Linked DNA regions of Homo sapiens: region 1 is linked to region 2. A link is a loop called in an ENCODE intact Hi-C map of the cell type or tissue named here. Cell type or tissue: endothelial cell of umbilical vein. All regions are shown on one strand. Links, peaks and the distances in the headings refer to the core of each region. The heading gives the core; the rest is flanking DNA. Region 1 has its middle 800 kb from the start of TENT5A. Region 2 overlaps LOC112267962 (a long non-coding RNA gene).

Region 1 (11,101 bases), core at 1,976-9,975, 430 kb after region 2:
AAAAACGTGCTGACCTTTTTTATGCTTCTATGTAGGCAGAGAAGAATTTCAGGATTTCAAAGTAACATTTGTTAGATGATTAGAGTTTATAAGATTACTATGATATAACCAGTGATAGTAATAGAACAGCAGAAGTGCTGTTTCAAAACTGAGTTAATATATGAAAATGCAAATATTTATGTGCCAATATTAGATTTTATAAGTATAAGAACATGCAGCACATATTTTATTGGCATAAGCCATGACATCCTATATGGCATGTACTTTCTAGAAAGCCTACTCTATACCTGGTCAAGAATTAAAGTAAAAGGGCAAATAATGTCTTATTACTATTGAAATTCTTTTGGCCTTGCAGAATTCCTGAAATGGTCTTGGGAACTTCCAGGGGTTCCCTTGATAATACTTTTAAAACTATTGTCCTACTGGATAAATGGGGGTGGCTCATGAATAAGTTTAGCTAAATCATAGAACAATTTTAACAAGTGATAATTTCACATTGACTAAAAATTTAAAAATCAAACTACATTCATCTTAAATACAAAGAAATATTTTTTTCAAGGAAAAAATTTTGATACCGATACCTATATTTCTATACACTTGTGTGTGTTTGATTTACAAGAAGAGAAAGTTTCTTCAATTTTACTTAACAATTGACTTTATAATACAAACATTAATTTAATTTTTTTTTGCAAAACAGTAAATGAATGATTAACTTTATGAAAGTGATTTTATCATGTAAAGTTCATGTCTGCTACTGACAAGGATCTAAAATATTTTCTAAGGTAGCATCAGTAGACTGCAAGCATCAGTTGTTAAGAACATTAATCCCAAAATAGCAAAAATTATTTTTTTCATATTCAACTGTAATTAAGATGATAGAGTCAGAATGAAAGCAAGATACTTTCAGGTGTAACATCGTAATCACTGACTGGTCAAGCCATGAACATTCGAGTTTGGAAGGAACCTTACTTGTTGGGATTCATAAAAGATACTGCAAAATAGTATTCTGTTCTCAGGCTGCTAATAAAGACACACCCAAGACTGGGTAATTTAAAAAGGAAAGAGATTTAATTGACTCACAGTTCAGCATGGCTGGGGAGGCCTCACAATCATGGCTGAAGTTGAAGGAAGAGCAAAGTCATATCTTACGTGGTGGCAGGCAAGAGAGCATGTGCAGGGGAAATGCCCTTTATAAAACCACCAGATCTTGTGAGACTTACTCAGAAGATCTTACTCACAAGAACAGCACAGGAAAAACCCACCCTCATGATTCAATTACCTCCCACTGGGTCCCTCTCATGAAACGTGGGGATTATGGGAGCTACAATTCAAGATAAGATTGGGGGAGGTGGGGGGGACACAGCCAAACCATCACTGTGCTTTGACATACTGAACTGAAGAAGTCTCAAGATCTCTCTAACATTTCCCCATCCTCTCTGTCTCTCAATTATCTGTCTCTCTCAAAGTACAGGATGAAGTAATTTTCTGAAGTTCCCTTACTTGCCTAAAGTTTGGACCTAGCAAAGAAGGAAACAATTACCTCTGATCCCTTCCCTGAGTTTTCATTAACTAAACTCATATGACAGGAAGAAAGACTGAAGCCTGTCAATGCACCTGGACAAACTTTTATCACAAACTGTTATCTGCTCCTCAAGCCCAATAGACTTTGTCCTAGGCCATTGTATGTTCTCCGAGTCCAATGATTCCCCTAAAAATAATTTACTACCACCCTAATATTGTCCACACTTCCCCACCTCCCTTTACTCCAGGAAGAAGGGTATATAAGCATCTTAGCCCACTGGGATAGGAGGCAATTACACTGTGTGTGATTCTCCTCTGTGCACACTAATAAATTTGTATACCGTTTCTCCTATTAATCTACCTTTTATGAGCTGATTTTTTCCGTGCCACTTCAGGGCAAAGTGGAAGGTTTCCACTGGCACCTACACAATTGTCTAATTCAACTGTGTATCAAATACCTAAGTATATTCTACAGCTTCTCTGACAAGTTTAGTCTCTGTTTAAATGTCTCTTAATCCATGAAGAATATATAATACTCTAGATTGCCGTTTTTTTAATGTGGCACTTTTGCCAGAATTTCATCCTTCTATAGAATGTCTGGTTTTTATGCTCATTTACATACATTTTTACTAGTTTGATCCCTAATCCAGATTGAGACATTCCAGCTCAGTCAGTAACTAGTTATGTAATCTTTGAAAGTCACCTCAATGATCTAGCTACAGTGTTTTATAGGAAATGCTTGAATTCTATTATCCTCAACATTTCGTTGTTTGTTCCTGCTCTAAAATTTGACAGTTCTCTATATGCACATATATATGTGAATTCATGCCAGATGTGTGATCTTATGTTATCCCACTAATCCTTGGGATCCCAATTTCCTTTTTTCTTAGTTGTTAAAAATAATATCTACTTTATTTTTCAAGAGATTATTTGAAAAAAGTAAACATTATACAAAAAACATATTTGGTAAGCCTGGAGTACACTATATGTAGGCAACTAAAATAATAATTGATTAAAAATATAATTAATATTATGGGAAATGAGTAAAAGGAAGTAGTATATTAGCAATTAGAATAAATAATTTTAAACAGAAATATTCTAGGAAATGAGTAAAGGGAGTAATCAGCAGCATAAATAATTATTTTGTTAGTCAAAAATATACCATATGTACTGTCATATAACATAATAGAATTTGGTGAATTTCTGCCTCTAGTACATAATAGACTGAACCTTTACCAGATAACAACTATAAAATTTTGAGGAAAATAACCCACAGAATTCTACTAGCCGGCTCCGGAGAAGAGATAAAAGCAGACATATATTGGAGGGCAGTTGAAATTTAGAAGAAAGGACTGTGATGGATTAATTTTCTTGTTTTTATGATCTTATACTGAGGTTAACCACAGTCACAAGTGCAAGGTGGTGAAGGACAGCTAAAATACTTAGAGAAAAATGACTGTCCTTCTGTCCAAAGAACCAAAAGACAGAGCCCAGGACATCCATGACCCCTAGAAAATGAGAAAGAAGTCCTGAAGCAGAGAAAGTCAGAGAAGGGGAGTGGTAATTTCTCTATAAAAACTCTACCGAAATCTCTGCTTGGCCCCAGAACCATGCATACATGAGGCAATTCAAAATACGCAACTAAGGATAAAGGACTGAAATGAGATCTGAAATACCACCCCTGCAGGAGAAACAGAATTTGCAGTGTCAGTCTAACCAATTTGACTGTTAAAACAAACATATCAACTTTAATGGTCACTTATGTTTACAACTTTGAGAAGGCTAATGAACTACAAGTAGAATAAATACAAATAAAATGCCTCCACATGTGAAAAAAAAATCTGCTAAAACACCAAAGTGGAAGAAAGAATGTTGGGAAAAGTCAGGAAAAAAAATGATTGGAAAGATTGTAGTTTTTACACCCGACACAAGGAAGGCCAGAAGACCATGGATCAAATCTTTAAAGCACAGAAAGAAAAAAAAAAGCTGTCAAGAAAAAAACGTAGTCTGACAAAAATATGCTTCAAGAATGAAGGTGAAATAAAGGAATTTGGGGTTAACAAAAACAAAATAAACAACAAACAACAAATCACCAGCAGATATGCACTTCAAGGAAGGTCTTCAAGCTGAAAGGAAGTGATACCAGAGGTAAGCATAAATCTTAAATGAATGAAAAGCATTAGAAATGACAAATGTTTCAGTGTATATAAAGGACACTTTATTTTAATTTCTTTAAATACAAACATTTAAAACAAGTTACAACACTGTTCTGTGAGGCATAGAATGCATGGTGGCATAATAAATATGACAAGTATATATATAAAAAGAAGGGTTTGGGTAATAAATAGCCACACTCTATTCTAAGGTTTCTGTATTTAGTCGTAAAATTTTAACTTATAAACCATAAAAATTAGACATTATTTAATACCACACCACCTACTAAAAATAAAATAAGTGTTACAGTAAAAAAAAATTAAAATTGAATGTGAAAAATATTCCGATAATCCATAAGAAGATAGAAAAGAGCCAATAAAAACAAGAAATAGGAAGGATGAAATAGAATACAAAAAATTAGCAAGGGTGAGATATATATATATATTTCAAGATCAACAAAATTGATAAACATCTAACTAGACTGACGAAATAAAAAATAAAACACTTCTTTTTAGTTAATATACTTGTTTTGAATCAGGACTGTGGTGACAGTGAAACAATTTGTTAACACTGAAAATGTATACAACAAATAGTAAATTGTACTGTATATAAATTTAAAAATATCAATCAGAATGTGAGGGAGATTCAAAATCAAATACAAACTCTAGAAATGAACCTGATTGTATCACAAATGATTAACAACTACAGTGAAGGGGGTATGGAAGAAAAGACTGACCTAAGAAACTTGAGTAACAGTATTTGGACTTCATTTTTAAGGTTTAAGTTTGCACATAAACATTGTACTCTACATAGTAAATTTGTTTCTCACACATATGGATTAGCAACTTTAAAATTATGTATAAACTAGAGTTGTGAAAATAAGTAAGTATATTGTAAATAATGAAAATCAGGTGTATTACTAAGAGAGAAAGAAGTTACAAAAAAGGGAAGGGTGAAAGCTTGAATGAACCTTGTGTCTTGGGGTAGGAATCAGAATTATCAGTGTGAACTGATTGTTTTTTTAAAAATAGAGACAGCTGGAGACAGTAATAAATATAAATCTATGTGTAAGTATATATGTATACATCAGCTCTGTCCACTGAGAAGAACTATAAGCAGTGGATTAGCATATTTAGCACAAACTTGAGTTCTCCATATTATTGTTCAATAAAAAATGCAAGAAGATGTGGTTGATTTCAGGGATGGCACAGGAAGAATAAAAGATGAGCCTAAACCATGTTTTAGTGCCAGAAAGTAATGACGTGCTCAAAAAAGAATGGAACCATGTTAAAAGAACACAGGAAGCAAGCTGAAGGAACTCCTGATAGCCAAATCTAGAACAATGTAACAATGATATAACTAATGATAGCACTGTTTTATAATTCATAAAATAAAAATAATTCATGAATACACATGCATATAAATAATCATATATGGAAAGATGGGGCAGTTCTTCCTTGCAGAAGAATTCTAATTAATAAATATATAAAGAATGAAGGAAATAGAAAGAACACCACACTAGTAATTTTTGCAGGAAGGATCTACTGATGGATGCTATAATTAAATGGGTAAAATTTAAAAGTGAAGCTGGATGTTTGCATAGTCTCAAAGTATCTCCTCCAAGATAGTCATTACCTATGTAGAGAAAAATAACAACTTTTCACTGACAGATCCAACAAACACCTCCTTAACCAAATGATCATAGTTAACATCACAAGTAATAAGACATATTGATATCATGTACTCCTTGGTATATTGCACTGAGAAGGAAATCTCATTTATTATTCTTGCCAAAAATTCATAGCTTCAATTTAATCATGAAATAATGTTAGATAAACACAAATGAAGGACATTCTACAGAGTAACTGAGGAGTTGTCATCAAAATTGCCAATGTCATAAAGCATAAAGAAGACTGGCACTGTTACTCATTGGAGGAGACAAAGATAAGAGGCTGAAAATACAGACAATGGCCATACCATGTTTAAAAATAGAACTCTGACCCACAATCTGCAGCCACCAGTCCAGGAAGCCAACTCATTACCTTCAGTAACCAGTTCAGGAACTCAAACTATTATTTATAGCTAACAATCCGGGCAGCCAAACAATAACCCCTATAGAAATGAGCCCTAAAAAGCCAGAATCATATAACTGACAGCTTCTCTAATTTTTCCCTTACTTCCAACTTAGAGCACCTGGAAAAAAGCTGTAACCTTTACTTGTTCTCATTTGAGTGATTTTCCTTTATTTCCACAAAGGAGACTTAACAACTGAATGCAATGTGGGATTTTGGGATTCTATTAGTGTAAAAACTAATGAAATACAAGTCTCTAGTTTAGTTAATAGTATTTTAGCAATCTTGTCATCTTACTTTTGATAATTATAACTTGATCACAAAAAATGTTAAAATTAAAGGAAGTTCTGTGAAGGGTCTTCAGGAACTCTCCGTACTATTTTGGCAACTTTTCTATATGTTCAATATTATTGCAAAATGAAATGTAAAATTGCAAACTAGAAAAAACAAAGGAGAAAATATTTGCAAAGTTGGGGTAGGCAAAGACTTCCTAAATAGAATATAAAAAGCACATAGACCACAGAAAGTTAAGTTTGACTTTATCATAATTATTTTTCTCTTTGAAAAACATAGTTAAGAAAGCAAAAACATACTAAAGACTGCAAATGAATATTTGCAATATGTATATCTGCCAAAGGACTTATATCCATAATAATACATCTTATAATTCAGCAGTAAGAAGAGAAATAACCCTATAAAAATGATAAAACTATTTTCACTAATGATACTTTACAAAAGAAGGTAAAAGAATGACTATGTGCACATGAGAAGATACTTAACATCATAGTCATCAAGGAAATGAAGATAAAAATGAGATAAATCTTTGTACACATTAGAATGGTTCAAATTAAAAGCTATGTACACATTAGAATGGCTCAAAATAAAAAGGCTAAAAATACCAAGTGTTGGTGAGGACGTGGAGGAACTCTTGTACACCGATAGTCAGAATGTAAAATTAATTATATGCTAAAACATATAGCTCAGCCATGTTACTCTTAAATATTTATCCAGTAGAATTGAAAACCTATGTCCACAGAAATACTTATGCATGCATTTTCATAGAAGATTTATTCATAATAGATCCAAACTAGAAATAACCTAAATGTCCATCAGCAGATGCATAGATTAAAAAAATAAGAAGAAGAAGAATGAAGTAAGTACTGGTGCATGATAACCACATGGATGATTCTCAAAAATCATTATGCTGACTGACTAAAGCCAGACATAAAATAGTACATACTGCATAATTTTGTTTACCTAAATACAAACTCCTTTATACTGATCAGTGATTGTTTGGGTTGGAGGTAAAGGAAGAATTGTCTACAAAGGGGCGTGAAAAATCTTCAGGGGATGATTGAAATATTCTGCCTTTTGATTGTATTGGTGGTTTCATGGGTGTGTACATCTGTCAAAACTAATTTAATTGTACACTTCAAATAGATGCAGTACACTTTAAGTAGATGCAGTTTATTTTACATAAAATATACTCAATAAATTTAATAAAAATAAATGGAATAATATAAATTAAAATTTGAAGGAACCTCAGAAATCATTTAGTTGTCTTCCCTGATATTATAGAAAAGGGAAGACTAATTCCAAAAAGGTTAAATTAATTACACATAGTTTTTAATATCTAATGAGGAGGGGAATATAGGTTAGAATCAAGATCTTTTGCTTCCTAGTCTGAATTGCATTAACTATATAAATATGTATATATATATATATATATATATATGTAGGTATGTATAATAGAAAACTTGAAGTACTATGTGATATTCTACATGGCATTGCCTCCTTTTGTTTAAATTCTGAAAGTGACTTATTCTTAAATATGGACTGGCTGAATGGGGTACTTTGTCTTTCTGCCAGAAGGGGCAAGGGAAGGCCACTAGGTTCTCAGAACATATTGGTTTGCCTGGCTTTTCCAGAAATGATTGGAATTTCTATTTGGATGTATTTCCAGGGCCTGGAAATGTTTTCAATAAGCCATGAGGAGTTTTGGCTCAACCTCCTGTTCAGTTCATGCCTTTTGGGCTTCACAGAACACTCAATCTACAACATGTGCTAGAAACCTGGACAAGGCTAAGATTGAAAACGTCTGCTGTCTATTATCTGCCACTTTGCTTTTCTTTCATTCAGTGGTCCATTTCCACCTGCCTGGGAAAGTAAACCTCTATCAGCAGCAGAGATGGGAGGTCACAGTTAACCCTTCCCAGGTCTGCAAGCTAGTTCTCACTGCCTACCTCCTCTCCAGCATGTCTGAGCTAATCTTGGATTCATCATCTTGTCATTTGCCATGCTCTGCTCAAAAGGAGAAGTGTTTGAATATTATTTTACATGGCACACTTCAGTATTTATCTAGAACAACAAAAAAGTTCAATTCAGTTCAAACACTTGGCAGGAGCTGTGAAAGGTGCACAAGGTTACTAAGCACTCCAGGGGCTCAGAGTCTTGTAAGGGAGACAGATGCAGTAGCTAAGCCTTTCCACTGCATTCACAGAGATATTTGTTGGGTGTTCACAGAGGATATTCTTTTCTCCTTGTCAGACTGAATAAAACACAACAGAGGGAATCTGGCCAAGAAAAATCTAAGCTTTACCTTAAAAAATAGAAAAGGGCAATGTACAAGTATGAACTTTTGGGGTTGTAAGTTTCCTTATTTGTGAAGTGAATGTTTGGATAACCTTAAAACCAGTCCTACCATTCTGTTTATCTTGTTTAATAGCTTGATAGAATGGGTCACCTCTGAAGTCCAACTCAGAGAAATTACTTCATGTTTATAAGCCCCAGACACTGTCATCCTTCTTTCTGGTCTCTGGGAATCTAACAAAGAGTCAGTTCCCCTAATAATTTTTTCTATCTCCCTGCACGTGGCTATGTCCATTCTCAAATGTTTGGCTCATCCTGCTAGGCCTTTTTACAAAGATGCAGATGTTTCTTAAAAGTGGCAGAAAGATCAAAGAGACATTTTGTGCCTGATGTGCTGGAATGGGACTGAGTTCTGCTTAATCTGATTTGAACATATTAAATAAAACCAGAGACTAGTGGTTTGTAAGAGGTTGCTGGTGAAGTATGGAGCTTCGTGGGTGAAAACTGTAGCACACAAAAAGCCAGATTTCATTGCCTTTTTCTTTTGAATCATAACTGGAAATAAGAAACAAAATGGATGCTGCTATACATTATGACTGGTTTTTTTTAGAATATTAGTGCTTTTGCAATTAATTAGCACAATTCTATGGACTATTGCTTGCTCCTTTTTTATCCTAAATATGACCAAAGAGTATTCTTAACAAGTATAATGATGGCTGAAAGCAAAACTGAATATACAGACATAAAATGATCATTTCTTTCATACAAAGCTTGGAATAGGAACTAAGGAAACAAATAGAAACATTTACACCATTCCTACCCTCACAGATGACACATGCTAAAAAGGAATATAAAACACTCATGTAACTGCCATACAAATAAATTCCATAAATTTGTACAAAAGTTTATGGAGTTTGAAGAGGAACAGCTCAAATCCAGTTGAGTTAATTTTATCTTTGGTGTACTTCAACTACCTCTAGTCATATTTTCTTCACAGCCTAAGTATTTCTTTTGTGCTTAGTACCAAGTCCCAGAGTTGGTGTGAAGTGATGATTAGTAACCCTCCATAAGGTTTTAAATGATAATTAATGTATTTGCAGAATGACGTGTCTTGAGTGTGATTGAATTTTAATGCTATAGAAATCCAGGAGAATGAAACTATTGGTATAATAACAGGAAAAGTTGATGTATTTGTTGTCGGTCCTTGAACTTCATCCTAACATCCGTTCAATTAAACCATTATATTTAAAGTTAACAGCAGTGTATCTTTGAGTTAGATGAGCTTTTTGAATGTGTTCTAAAGATAAATATTACTTGGGTGGTGAAATAATCTGTACACCAAAACACCATGACATGCAATTTGCCTATATAACAAACTGCATAGGTACCCCGAACCTAAGACAAAAGTTTAAAAAAATTAAAAATGGAAGCTCTAGAAAATTAACTACTGTTATTTGAATACCTTTCTCTGTAATTTCTGTTGCCATTGAGCCATAATTTCCCTACAATTGGTACTCACTGAATTAGTACAATAGGAAATACTTCCACACTGAGTAGTATTACAGGCCAGCCTGAGAGGCATCTGGTAAGCAGACTGAATGGAGTCATACCAGTACGAAAAGAAAGGAAATGTTGAATTTTGAAATATCAGAAAAACACAAATAATTGAGAAAAAAGAACCCAACAACCTGAGAGCTGGATTCAGATTCTCTCGGATCATACTTTTCTTCTACAATCTAAAATTATCTTAGACATCAAGAAACTTCATGTGCTTATTTTCAGTTCTAAAATTCTATGATCCTATATAATCTATCAATTTGGATAAAATTGATATATTTTGCCACTGAATACAAGTCGTATATTTGAGAAAAACAGATATTATCATTCATTTGATTTTATATATATATATATATGTATTTTTTTTTTTCTGAGCAACTTTGCTTCAGATATTATGTGCTATGCTAAAGGTGGAGGGACTGAATGGTCAGGCTCTCAGGTGACTATCTAGTGAGGCTCTGGATAACCTTTAGACATATATACATGCAAAAGACTCCAGAACAGTGTGCAGGAGGTAAGATGGGGAGGTAAACATTTAATTTCCATTTTTAATATTATTTTCACCTCCTCAAATATTCTTTCTTACCTTTTTTTAATGACTCTCACCTCTCACCTCTTTTCATTATTTGGAGTGAAGATGTTTCTCTTATTAAGCAATTGTGTTTACAGTTCAGTTATTTTAGGAGCAAAGACTTTCTAAAGATTGTAATAAATTACTCAGATACTGTGATGATATTTCTTTAAAGATTGCGTTATTTGTAAATCTTCAGCAAGAATGATGTACAATGAATAGTTAAGCAGTGTGTGATAAAGTTATTAAAACATAAAGCTTATATCTCCAGTAAATTCATATTTCTCCCATATATTTTATTTTGCAGTGAACGTATTTTTACTCTAACGTGACTTACTTTAGCATACAATTCTATGACCTATATTTAGCATGGTATTCTTATTTTGCACTTTATCAAGGGAGTTTATTTATTGAGGTAACAAAAGCCCTCATTTTATCATAAAATAAAGATTGCCATAGATTTTAGAAATGAGTTAATCAACAATAAAAGAGAAAGCTCAAGAATAGTAATTCTCATACCCTTTATAGGGGACAGTGGAGAGGCCAGCCAGCTGAGAGAAAGGTTTGTATTGGCTGATACTGAACAGAAGGTTCTGGCTCTGTAGGACTCCTGTCATTAACCTCCCACATAACCCTT
Region 2 (11,101 bases), core at 1,998-9,997:
ACAGAGGGAATTTTTTTGAAGTCTCAGGACAAATACAGTTGCCAAATTTCTATAAAATGAATAAAATTCAATTTCAAGGAAAGATTGAAATAATTCAGTTTAGAGAGGTCAAGAATAAGGAGGAAAAATAAGTGTGACCAAAGCAAGCGATAATATGGAAACTGGAAAATAAATATTACTAAGAATTCAACAGTGTATCAGGCTTCTTTTTAGAAATATGTGGTGCATGAAATATATTATGGAGGCATGACCAAAGGATAGAAAAGCTTTCAACAATGTTAATCCATGTTAGCCTTTGAATGTCATGTGACCCAGGGCAACTGTTTGCATCTATTTGGTGCCAGTTTTCTTATCTGTGAAGGCCAGAGTTGGAATTGTTAACCTTGAGAGATTTTTTTTAATTCTTATTTTCATTTTTTACCGTGTAGTCCATATGGTCAGTAAAGATTTTTCCAATGTTAAATGTATATTACACTAAATAACCCTGTTTCCTGCTGAAGACTCTAATCTTTATTGATTTACTTAATTAGGTATAACTCACAAAGAGGAAGTTTGTAAGTGCACAAATCTCAAGTGGAGAGGTCAGTGAATTTTTACTTGCATCTCTCTAATCACCACCCGAATCAAGACGGAATATTTCTAGCACCTCAGAAGGTTTTCCTGTGCCCCTTCCCAGTCAATACCCTCTTGACTAGTAGTCACCTAGTCTGACTTCTATTTTATTTTATTTATTTATTTTTGAGACAGAGTTTTGCTCTGTTGCCCAGGCTGGAGTGCAGTGGTGATCTCGACTCACTGCAACATCTGCTTCCCAGATTCGAGCGATTCTCCTGCCTCAGCCTCCTGAGTAGCTGGGACTACAGGCATGTACCACCATGCATGGCTAATTTTTGTATTTTTAGTAGAGACAGGGTTTCGCCATATTGGCCAGCCTGGTCTCAAACTCCTGACCTCAAGTGATATGCCAGCCTGGGCCTCTCAAAGTGCTGGGCTTACAGGTGTGAGCCACCCTGCCTGGCCTGACTTCTATTTTAGTAGTTGATTAATTATTTGCCTGTTCTTGAATTTTATATTCATAAATCACAAAGTATTCAAACACACTATTCTTTAACTTAGTCGTTAGTGTTATTCAAAGTAGATAACCTTTAGGTGTAATTGGTATTAATAATCTTATCATGATGCTGTGTAACTTTATGGGCTCTTTACATTTTATACAACTAAGGTGATCCTCTCTAACTTTTATTTATTGTACAGCTAATTGTGTGGTTTTCTTTCAGATGAGAATAGTATCCATTCTCAAATACGACTGTCCAATTATCACTCAAATGTCAAAATCCATTTCAAGTCTACTACCTCTGGAAAATCTTTTTCTAACTATTTCAGTCCACATCACTGCCCCATTTTCTTATCTCTATGTTGTTCTTAGTCTATACTATTTACCATGTATATTAATTATATAGTACTTTATATTTTATTTATCTGTTCCACATATTTGTGGTATCTTCTGTCAAAAAAATTGCATGTGCCAATGAAAAGGCAGTTTCATCTGTTATTTTTTAAAATCCTGGAATAATAAAAATACCACAGAATAGAAATGGTTGACAATGCATGCGTGTGTGTGTGTGTGTGTGTGTGTGTGTGTGTGTGTGTTTCTCTCCATTGTATAGCCACAGTATGAAAATGTGAGCACTGGAGTCAAACGGCCTGAGTTTTGATTGAAGCTACCATTTATAAGCAGTGGATTTATGGGTAAGTTACCTAACTCTTCTAAGCTTTGATTTACCATCTGTAAAGTGGAGGTCATGGCAAAATTTAACAAACAGGTAAAGTGCTCAGGACTTTTTGTCTTAATGAGGCATTTAGTCTTATCATACTCTATTCCAAAATCACCTTTTATATGTGGTTCTGTCACATTTTCATGAACATCGCTCTGGTCTTAGAACTGAGCTAGTGAACTGTGTTTAAGTGCTTGTCTCTCAAAAAATTGTTTTAGAGTGACACATTTCAGATGATCAGTTAAAGAAATAACTCTTTTTCCTACTTTTAGGCCTGTATCAATTGGTTTTAATATAAGCTACTAGCAGGAATTGCCACTACCTTCTGATGTAACATTTACTAACCTCCTGTTAGGTTCCAGATTGGCGTGTGTGCATATGTGTGTGTTTTGGGGAACGGCATTAGGTTTTTAGTAGATGAAATATGTAATGTGTAACTAGTTAATGGAAATGACATGAAATATTACTACTTGAATTTCTAGAATAGCTTTTTCTAAAAGGATTCTTCAGTGAAATCTTTGAAACAAATAAAATTAGAAGTAAAATATTATTAAAATAGTGTAAAATATGTCTTTTTTTAAGTGACTTTTAGGCATAGACTCAAGGAAATGAGATATTTATTTGTATTCAAAACTGTAGTGCGACTATAATTTGGTTAAAGAACTCCTAGAGGAGTATTAGTCCAACATATGTTAGAAAATAAGGGAAAGCCATTCTTTTGAGGACTGTGATTCAAATGATTTACAGTCTTGTCTTCATGTATTCTATGTAAGTATTGACCATTTAAAGTTAAGCCTTGAAATGCAGGGAGGATGGAGCACACGCCATCACATACTGTTGTGGTTACAGTAGTGGGTAACAAGCCTGTGCCATAGATCTTCTCCTGTATCAGCCTTCTGTTCAAGTCAACATATCATTAAAAAGAAGATCCCCCAAAACAGCAAAAAATTTTTCATGGACTCCAAGATGAATGTAGCTTTCTTACCATATTAGAACTAATTGAATTCTAATATAATACCCTGTTTCTCTCATCTGTTCCAATTCTTGGGTATTCACATAGCAATTTTGGTCATATTTTGGTAATGATGTAGATTTATGGAGGCTCATAATAGATGACTCATACAAAATCTTTTTTTTTCATTTCTGGAATCCTCTTGGCATGACTGCCAAAACTCAGCCACTAATAGAACATAAATATAGAGTGGCTATGTTTCTATTTCTAGAAAAAAGTGTAGTAAACTATAGTACTTAAGACATGGGGGTGGTTGGATTTGGGTATTTCCAAATCAGCAAAACATACTCATTTGCAACTTTTTAGGGTCATTTTCATTCTGAGTTTATCTTGGTGTTTTGTAATAACATGGCTGGCTTTGGCAATTCCATTTATATACACATTCTATATTTTTTCTTTAATTTTTTTCCTACTTATTCTTGGAGAAACTCAATTGGGTTCTAAGAACATTTTGAGAAATTTGGAAGTGTAGAGCAAATATATAAAACTTTAAAATATCCTTTTTATTAAAAGGATTTATTTATTTATCCTGCTGACAAAATTTTAATAGCTCTTTCTCCAAAACATTTAGCACTTGCTGTTTAGTATGTTTGCTGGGCAATATGATATTAAAATTGGAATTAGGTCTCATTTTGATATCTTGCAATGAAAATAAATCTTTTGTTTTAAGTAAAAGGAGGATCTGTTTCAATCTGTGAAATAATACAGAGAGCAAGGAACGTATTAACCTAAATATGTAAATTCAAATTTGCCATTAAAATGTTTATTCTTAACTTTTTATCTAAACCCGAAAACAACCATGAACCAGATTCCTTCATTTTTGGAAATGGAAGAAAACTTGCTTTTTTAAAAACTGAGATTTATAATCCCTTCATTATTCACCAAATGCTTAAAACTGAGAGCCCGCTATGTGCCATATGCTTTAAGACCCAAGGATTCAGTGGTAAGCAAAACAGATGCAGACGCTGCCCCGGCCTCCTGGAGCTCACAAAAGAGTCACACATTTTCTTCATGTCTTCTTTTATCTTGCAATGCAATGTATACATTAATTACATGTAATTGACTATTCGATACAATACTATGTAATGCATTCTTAATCATATCACGTACATGATGATGATTCAAGTATACAGTTAATGAAAATATTATGCTTAGTCCTTATCAAATGCTATTTACAGAAAAAAATCTGTATAGAAACTCCCAGTGTTCTTGAATGCTTACATTTTATTGCTATCAAATAAAGATACAAATAATTGCTAAAAATGACATCTATAAATATTTATAAGTGAGACATTATGTTTGTGTATCCTAATTGTATTTTAAGCATACACAGTTTAATCAAAAGCAGACTCTAAAATGATAATTAATATAACTGACATTGCACTAATGCAAGACATTTATAGAAGGTACATTTATCAAGTTAAGCACATTTATAACACATGTGGATGCTGGATAATTAAAATAACCTTTGCATGGAAATTTACTTTAGAAACTAACACAGGAAATCTTTTAATTTTCATGTTTTGAATAATTATATTGGAATATTCTTTTCTTCCCAGAAGTGGTTATTTCATTTATTTTTCATGGGAATTTAATGGGTTTAAATTTCTTCTTTTTCCAGATATGTTAAGGAACTAATAGGTACTGTAACTCTGATCAAGTGCTTTATTCCCAGCTCCAAAATGTTTAATAATTTTTGAATAATATTGATTGTGTTTAGTTTTTGTGTTATATTCCCTAATTTCTATGACTTTTATTAAAAAGATGAGTGTTAGATTTTATACATATATACTATGGTGGACTAGTGACATACCACCCCAGTCTGTCTTCTGGATTACAGGAATTATTCTTTTAGCTGCTGATAGTGCTGCTGGAAGAAGGTCATCAGCTATCAATCCTCTTTGGGGATGGTATCACATCCCCTGTCTGAAGCAGCCCACATTCAAACATCGATCACTGTAGAGTAGGAAGACCTAGCCAGTCTCTGAAGGGCTTTTTAGCTTCAGAGCAACCTGTGGGGTCTGCTGAGGCTGTTGCTGTTGTTGGTATTTCAGGGCCACTGTTAAACTCTGCTCCTTACCTCTGCTTTCCACAGGTATTGATACTAAGAGCCCTCTCAAATAAACACTCCATTTCAGAGTGCGCTGTCTGAAGAAATCAAGCTTGGAATGTGCCCACTGACTCAGAAGTCAAATGTCATTGTGTATTGACAGTAAATTCAAGCAGCTATTATTGCATTGAAATGTATTCTGGTCAGTTAATCGATGTAAATATTAATGAAGATATAGAATTTTTATTTTACTAATATTTTTTGATTTTTTAAAACAATCAGCTTCTTCACTTAATCATGGTTAGCTAACGATTAATTAAAAGCAGATGAACAATATGGCAAATAATTGATCTCAACAGAAAAATAAAACAAATCCATAGAAGTCACGTTTTTCTTTTGTGAAAGCCTTTGTACTATTTTGACCTGCTGATTTAGCAGGCTGCAGTCTGATTTTAAACAAAGGAAAAAAAGATGAAACAGACGCTTGTTAATCATGCCGGAACTTCTAAAACAGCTGTTGCTATGGGAGATATTGTCCCAGTATTTCTTTTGAATTTTACATGAGGACATTTACTCCCTTTTCCTCATTGCAAATTACAGGAGTGATTTAGGTAGTTCTAAGACACACAACCCCCTTATCCTCTTTGAATGTAGAACATTGCTATTTGGCATCCATTTGAAGGTAATGCCTTTTCAGCAAAGCAAGGAAAAGTCTATGAACTATAATTGCTCACTGCAAACGTGCTTTATTATTAACACAATTTCTCAAGAAAGCTGTAAAGAATGGAGACTGTGCTAAGGGAGTTAATAGAGAAATACCACTATTTCCTTAGCCAGTTTTTCCAGGTGCTGCCCCTGTCAAACAAAATCTATAGTTTCAGAATAGCATAACCCCTACACATGTATCAGTGGTCAAAACCAGAGCGGTGAAGCTCATCCAAGAGAAACAAGATTAAAAATTCAGCAAGAGACAGAAATCTGGACGTATACCAAGCAACTTTTCATCAGCATGTCTGCCTGAGAGGAAACATTTTCCAGTGTCCTCCTTCCTTTTTCTTTGAAAATGAGCTCAACGGCCGTGTTCCCAGGCACTATAACAAATGAGTTGCTTCAGGCACAGAGAGGCATTAATAAATGATGTTATTTGTTAAAAGTAGCTTAGATGTCCCGCTCCCTCAAGTCAATGTCAAACCCAGTGAAACAACAGCTCTAACAAATTTCTCTGTGGTCCACATTGGGTCTTCGGTGTGTTTTCTTTTATGGCGCAGGAGGGTCAGGTGGACAGGGCAGATGTGGTGGGGTGCAGGAGCTCTACTATTTATGCGGACCTCTGTTAAGGAAATGGCAGAATTTCCGGAATTCTTTAGCTACTTCCTCTTAGTATTTGCCACTTTCTCTCCAGCTGTGGATGCCGAAGCCCTTGAACAAAGGCGCAGAAGGCCCAGAGCCAGGAGAGGGCGCATCCCTGAGCCCGAAGCCGAGGCGGCTTCCACCTGTCTACAGGAAACACAACACCGCTTGCAGTTGGAAGGCTTGTTCTCAACCTACTGTTATATGGCTTGAGCCGTTAATCCGCCCCTATCACACAGGAACATTCAGAAGTTAGGGACATTAAAAACACACAGGGTTCAAGTGTTTTGCACTAAGCTTGTTTACAGGAAAAGGAGAGCCTGGTGAGTCATCCTTCTATTTTCAAATGGAAACTACCAAGAATTTGTGAGTGCACTTTGCAACTCTATGCATTTAAATTGATCAAACATTAAATATTAATGTGAATGACGTGGGAGCAGAATGCCGTTTACCAAGTAACTACGATAGAATGATTTTAAAGGTATTATGAGAAGGTGGGGAATTAGAAAGATACTTTGCCTTAGCTGTTTTTATTTTTATCCACCTGGGTATAGGAGGACTATTCAGTATTTGGTAGGGAGCAGGGTAACAGAAAGGTTACCATCATCAGTGATTCTAAATTACAGCAAACCCATTGCAAGTGGCAACAGACCATGATACAGGCTGTAGCTTAAAACAGGAAAAGGAAGTGGGGCTGAAGGAGGAGAGAGGAAAAGAAGAGCATTAACACTGGTGGAGGATTCAAGAGAAGCCTTGCTGCCCTTCTCTGAACACTCTGTCACTCTCCTTCCAGTGAGGGTGCTACACAGTTATTTTAAAGCTATGCCATTCTACACCTTTGCAGAACCTTGCAGGTTGCTGTCATCAGCTAACTGGGTGAGCTTGTCTTCTGTGTATCCATTCAAGTGATGTAAATACTGAACAGAATGGACCTTGTGGTATGTGTCTAGGAACCTTCCTCTAAGGTAACACTGTTTAATTAATCAGTATTGCTTAACATAATTTGTTTAATAAAATATAAACCCTGCTAATTTGCTTCAATTCAATCCACACATCTTCTGTTGTCTTCAAGATCAAGACTTGCCAAGTGGCTTGCTGAATAAAGACACACTTTGCCATTTTCAAGTCAAGAGAGTAGAGAGCTAAAGCACAGACTTTCAAGCTAGCCTGCCTCAGTTTTAATCTTGGCTTAACTATGTACAGTTACTGTATGTCTTTGAGCAAGTTACTTTTCTGTGCCTTAGTTTTCTTATCAGTAAAGTGGGGATAATAATAGTTTACACTTCGAGGGTTTCTGTGCGGATGAGATGAGTTAGTGACAACTGTATATGCTTAGAAAGCATGGAGTCCATAGTCAGTACTGCCCAAGTGTTTGTTCTTATTGTCATTGTCATAATCATCATCGAGTGATCCTCCCCAAACAGTGATCACATCATAGTCTGTTGGTATTTAACCTATGTTTACACCCAGTGATTACTATTCTACATCTATATGTCCTTGGGTAGATTACCTAATCTCTCTGATCCTCAGGGTTTTTTTTCTGTATAAAATATAAATGAGAATATGTGCACACAAAATGATGTGTACACAAAATGAAGGTCTAAAAATCATTGTAGAGTTTTCCTGCAAATCTTCCCTTTTGAGGCATCTCTCTTTTAAAACATAGAATATATATATGTATATATATGCGTAGAATATATATATATGCATAGAATATATATATAAAAGCATAGTATATATAGATAGATATATATATGGGCTACAAAATGCTCAGCAAATATAATACATGCAGTGAATATGAGATATCTAAACTATGTGTTCTTCCAAATACAGCATTAATTTGCTGAAAGCTTTTTTCTCCAAGTAGCTAAATTTGTCAACACTTTGGAAAAAGCAAGTGAATCTGCCACATCATTATCTACATCTATATGTCCTTGGGTAGATTACTTAATCTCTTTGAGCCTCAGGTTTTTTTTTTCTTATAAAATAGGAATGAGAATATGAATTTGATATGCACAGCATATCGAGTAATTATGTTTCTTCCACAATCTAAGCACTAGAGATGTTTTATTCAACATGAATAAAACAAAGTCTTTGCTGTGATGATAAACATATGTAAAAAGTACGTAGTATGTTAAGTGATTTAAAAATGTGCCATACAAATGTAAAGCAGAAAAGAGGCCGAAGAGTGATATGGAGCAGGAGCAGCAGATATGATAGCTTTTCTAATAGTGGATGTTGGCATGTTTGAAAATTCTTGGTGTCACAGCTCTAACACTATGAATTTTTTCATCAAAACTGAAAGGTGAAGAAATCTCTTTAAAAACTGTTCACTGGCACATGAGGCTTTTCTCCAAGCAAAAAGCTTCTTTTTGAAGCTACCACAGAATGGCTTCTGACATTCTGGAAACCAGAGCACGGGCTTTTGCGGGACAATTGTTCCAATATGCCCCCACGTAAGGAGCATGGCTGGCCGTATCCTCAGGAAAAAGATATTTTCCCATGTGTTCATGGCTTCAGTATCTCTTCACGACAAAAGAAGATAATTACATTTTTATTTTTTTCAGTAATTAATTGTTTGCTCTGAAATCACTCAAACTTGTTTTGTTTTTTCTTTTTGAGATGGAGTCTCACTCTGTTGTCCAGGCTGGAGTGCAGTGGCACCATCTTGGCTCACTGAAACCTCTGTCTCCTGGGTTCAAGCGATTCTCCTGCCTCAGCCTCCCAAGTAGCTGGGACTACAGGTGTGTTCCACCATGCCTGGCTAATTTTGTTGTTTTTAGTAGAGAGGAGATTTTGCCATATTGGCTAGGCAGGTCTCGAACTCCTGACCTCAAGTAATCTGCCATCCTTTGCCTCCCAAAGTGCTGGGATTATAGGGATGAGACACTGAGCCTGGAAAATCACTCAAATTGAACACTAGAATTAGAATTACCAGTGTTTTTTATGTAGATACCTTCATTCTCATCTGGAAACTCTTGTAGCTGGAACATCAACAATGCACTGAATTACCTGTATTTCTCCCCTTTAGAACTTTTCCCAGAGAAGTCCAAATGTCCTTGGACATTTTCAGTTATCATAGCTTAGAAAAAAGCACAGTCCTTAAGAGACTGGTAACTGAAAATTATTTCTGGGCTATCAGATATGCTTAATAAAAGCTTCAGTAAAGTCAACGACTTCTTTACAGCACACGTGATCTTAATGTGGAAGACATTTTACATTTTTCATCTGGCAAACCCTATGCAACACAGTTGGAATTATTCTTCAAGAAGTGTCAGCAAGTTGCTGAAATGAATCAGGGCTAAGCTTTGGTCACAACTTGTCCATTTTTAGGTTCTCTGGGAACCAAGTTATCTATGACTGTATAGAAGAGCCATGAGTGACTCTTCCCTCAGTATTCTTGCTATTTCACCTTTTGCTCCGTCCTTACTCTTTTCCAGTTGAAGAGCTTTCCATGTATAAATCAAAAGTGGAGGTTGGTCCCAGAGATTGGACCTGAATTAAAATCTGTTTTCTATATTTTCCTTGTCAAATGGGATTGTCTGAATTTCAAATCATGTTAGTTTGCTTACTCTGGCTAAATTTCTTATTTCTTTTGTTGATTAATTTTTGATATTCGATCATAGTTGTACAAATATTTTCAATTATTTCCAAATATTTGATTTAGTTTTTGGGCAATACACTGGGTTTCCCCTCCAAATTTATGAGCCTTGTCAATATTATCCAGAACTTTGATGTCTGAACAGGCCTCCCATGAAGAATGTTCTCCTTGGCTTTACTTTTGAATGCACTCTATGAAATAGCATGCTGCGTTTTTAGATTTGTCACTCATACTAAACTCCACATCCACATACTAGTTAAGCATATATTTGGACAGTTGAATTATATACAATAATTGTTGTGAGCCTTATCAAGGTTAAAGTTCACTTGTGTAGAGGAAACATTTTAAAACACTCTAAGGTCTTCTTAAGTTTGAGCAACACGTGAGTAAGTCATTACCACCAATAGCCTATCTATTCAGTTTCAGTGCTGTTTTTATAAGTACTTTCTATTTGGGCTTTCAAAAATGTAAGTGGGATGAGAGAGAGTAAACAGTCGTTGTTTGTTCTCTTCCAGGATCAGATTACATGATAGTTGCTTAGTTACTGCTCTACACAGTGTACGTACCTTTATGTGTAAATACAGATTTCAAAATCTCTACAGATGTACCCTGGGTCAGAGAGGTTTTTAGCAGATCCAGAAAATGCGTGGTCTTGGTTTCTCACAAAAAGGTACCGCCAAACATGTTTGGTAATAGGAATGTAAATAGTGAAACAAATCTACCGAGAGTAATCAGAAAAGAAAAGAACTTACTTGATTCCTAGAACCCAACGTACAAAAAGGCAAAGCTAACTGGAAAATGCCTCAGGTGGTGCATCATGTCTACCAGGTGCATTGTGTGACACTGTTTGCTTCTCTTTAGTACTTTTTCCATTAACTCCATGAAATATTTATAAACAACCATCTCCCTTTTCAGTACTGCCAATTCATTCTGTTCAGAACTAAGTCATTTGGTGCTAAGTACCCAATTCTTGCCATGGTGCTCCAGGGGCCAAGAATGACTGAGTTTGGTTTCAATAATGCCTCTCTTAGTATTCCATTCCTACCAGTGATGTTGAGAGCCAGAGAATTGGGAGACAGAGCTTGCAGGGGATTTCCTTTCTGTTCTTGTTCCAGAGTGGCTACAATGAAGATAAGATAAACAAGCAACTTCTGTGCAAGGCACTGCCCACTAGTGTCTTGGTGAAAAGTGCTTCTGAAAGTCAGGGACAAGGGGGAGAACTGATGACTACATGTGTTCCTGGTTAATTTCCCTTAATTACCACCAGATCAGCCTTGTACCCTGTCCCTTGTTTGCACTCAGAAAAAAGTTTC

The links. A loop is a pair of places that touch in the nucleus more often than their neighbours do. Peaks named below come from ENCODE experiments on the same cell type or tissue, not always from the same donor. Only the 100,000 strongest peaks of a DNase experiment are listed, where the experiment ranks them.
Region 1: it touches region 2 in a loop (6-fold over the local background); 1 of 110 quality-filtered maps calls a loop at or near these places.

What each region holds. Positions count from the first base shown.
Region 1 is chr6:80,951,457-80,962,557 of GRCh38, forward strand. No RefSeq gene overlaps it. Among named protein-coding and RNA genes, the nearest start is that of TENT5A, 800 kb to the right of the region's middle. In endothelial cell of umbilical vein, for the core only: no CTCF peak of the experiment used is centred there; DNase peaks (open chromatin) are centred at 5,665 and 8,335; H3K27ac peaks cover 1,029 bases.
Region 2 is chr6:80,517,397-80,528,497 of GRCh38, forward strand. All of the region lies in intron 1 of LOC112267962 (a long non-coding RNA gene), which reads left to right. Among named protein-coding and RNA genes, the nearest start is that of BCKDHB, 420 kb to the left of the region's middle. RefSeq lists a silencer at 6,216-6,510. In endothelial cell of umbilical vein, for the core only: a CTCF peak has its summit at 6,281 (motif pointing right); DNase peaks (open chromatin) are centred at 2,925, 5,385 and 6,335; H3K4me3 peaks cover 193 bases; H3K27ac peaks cover 1,967 bases.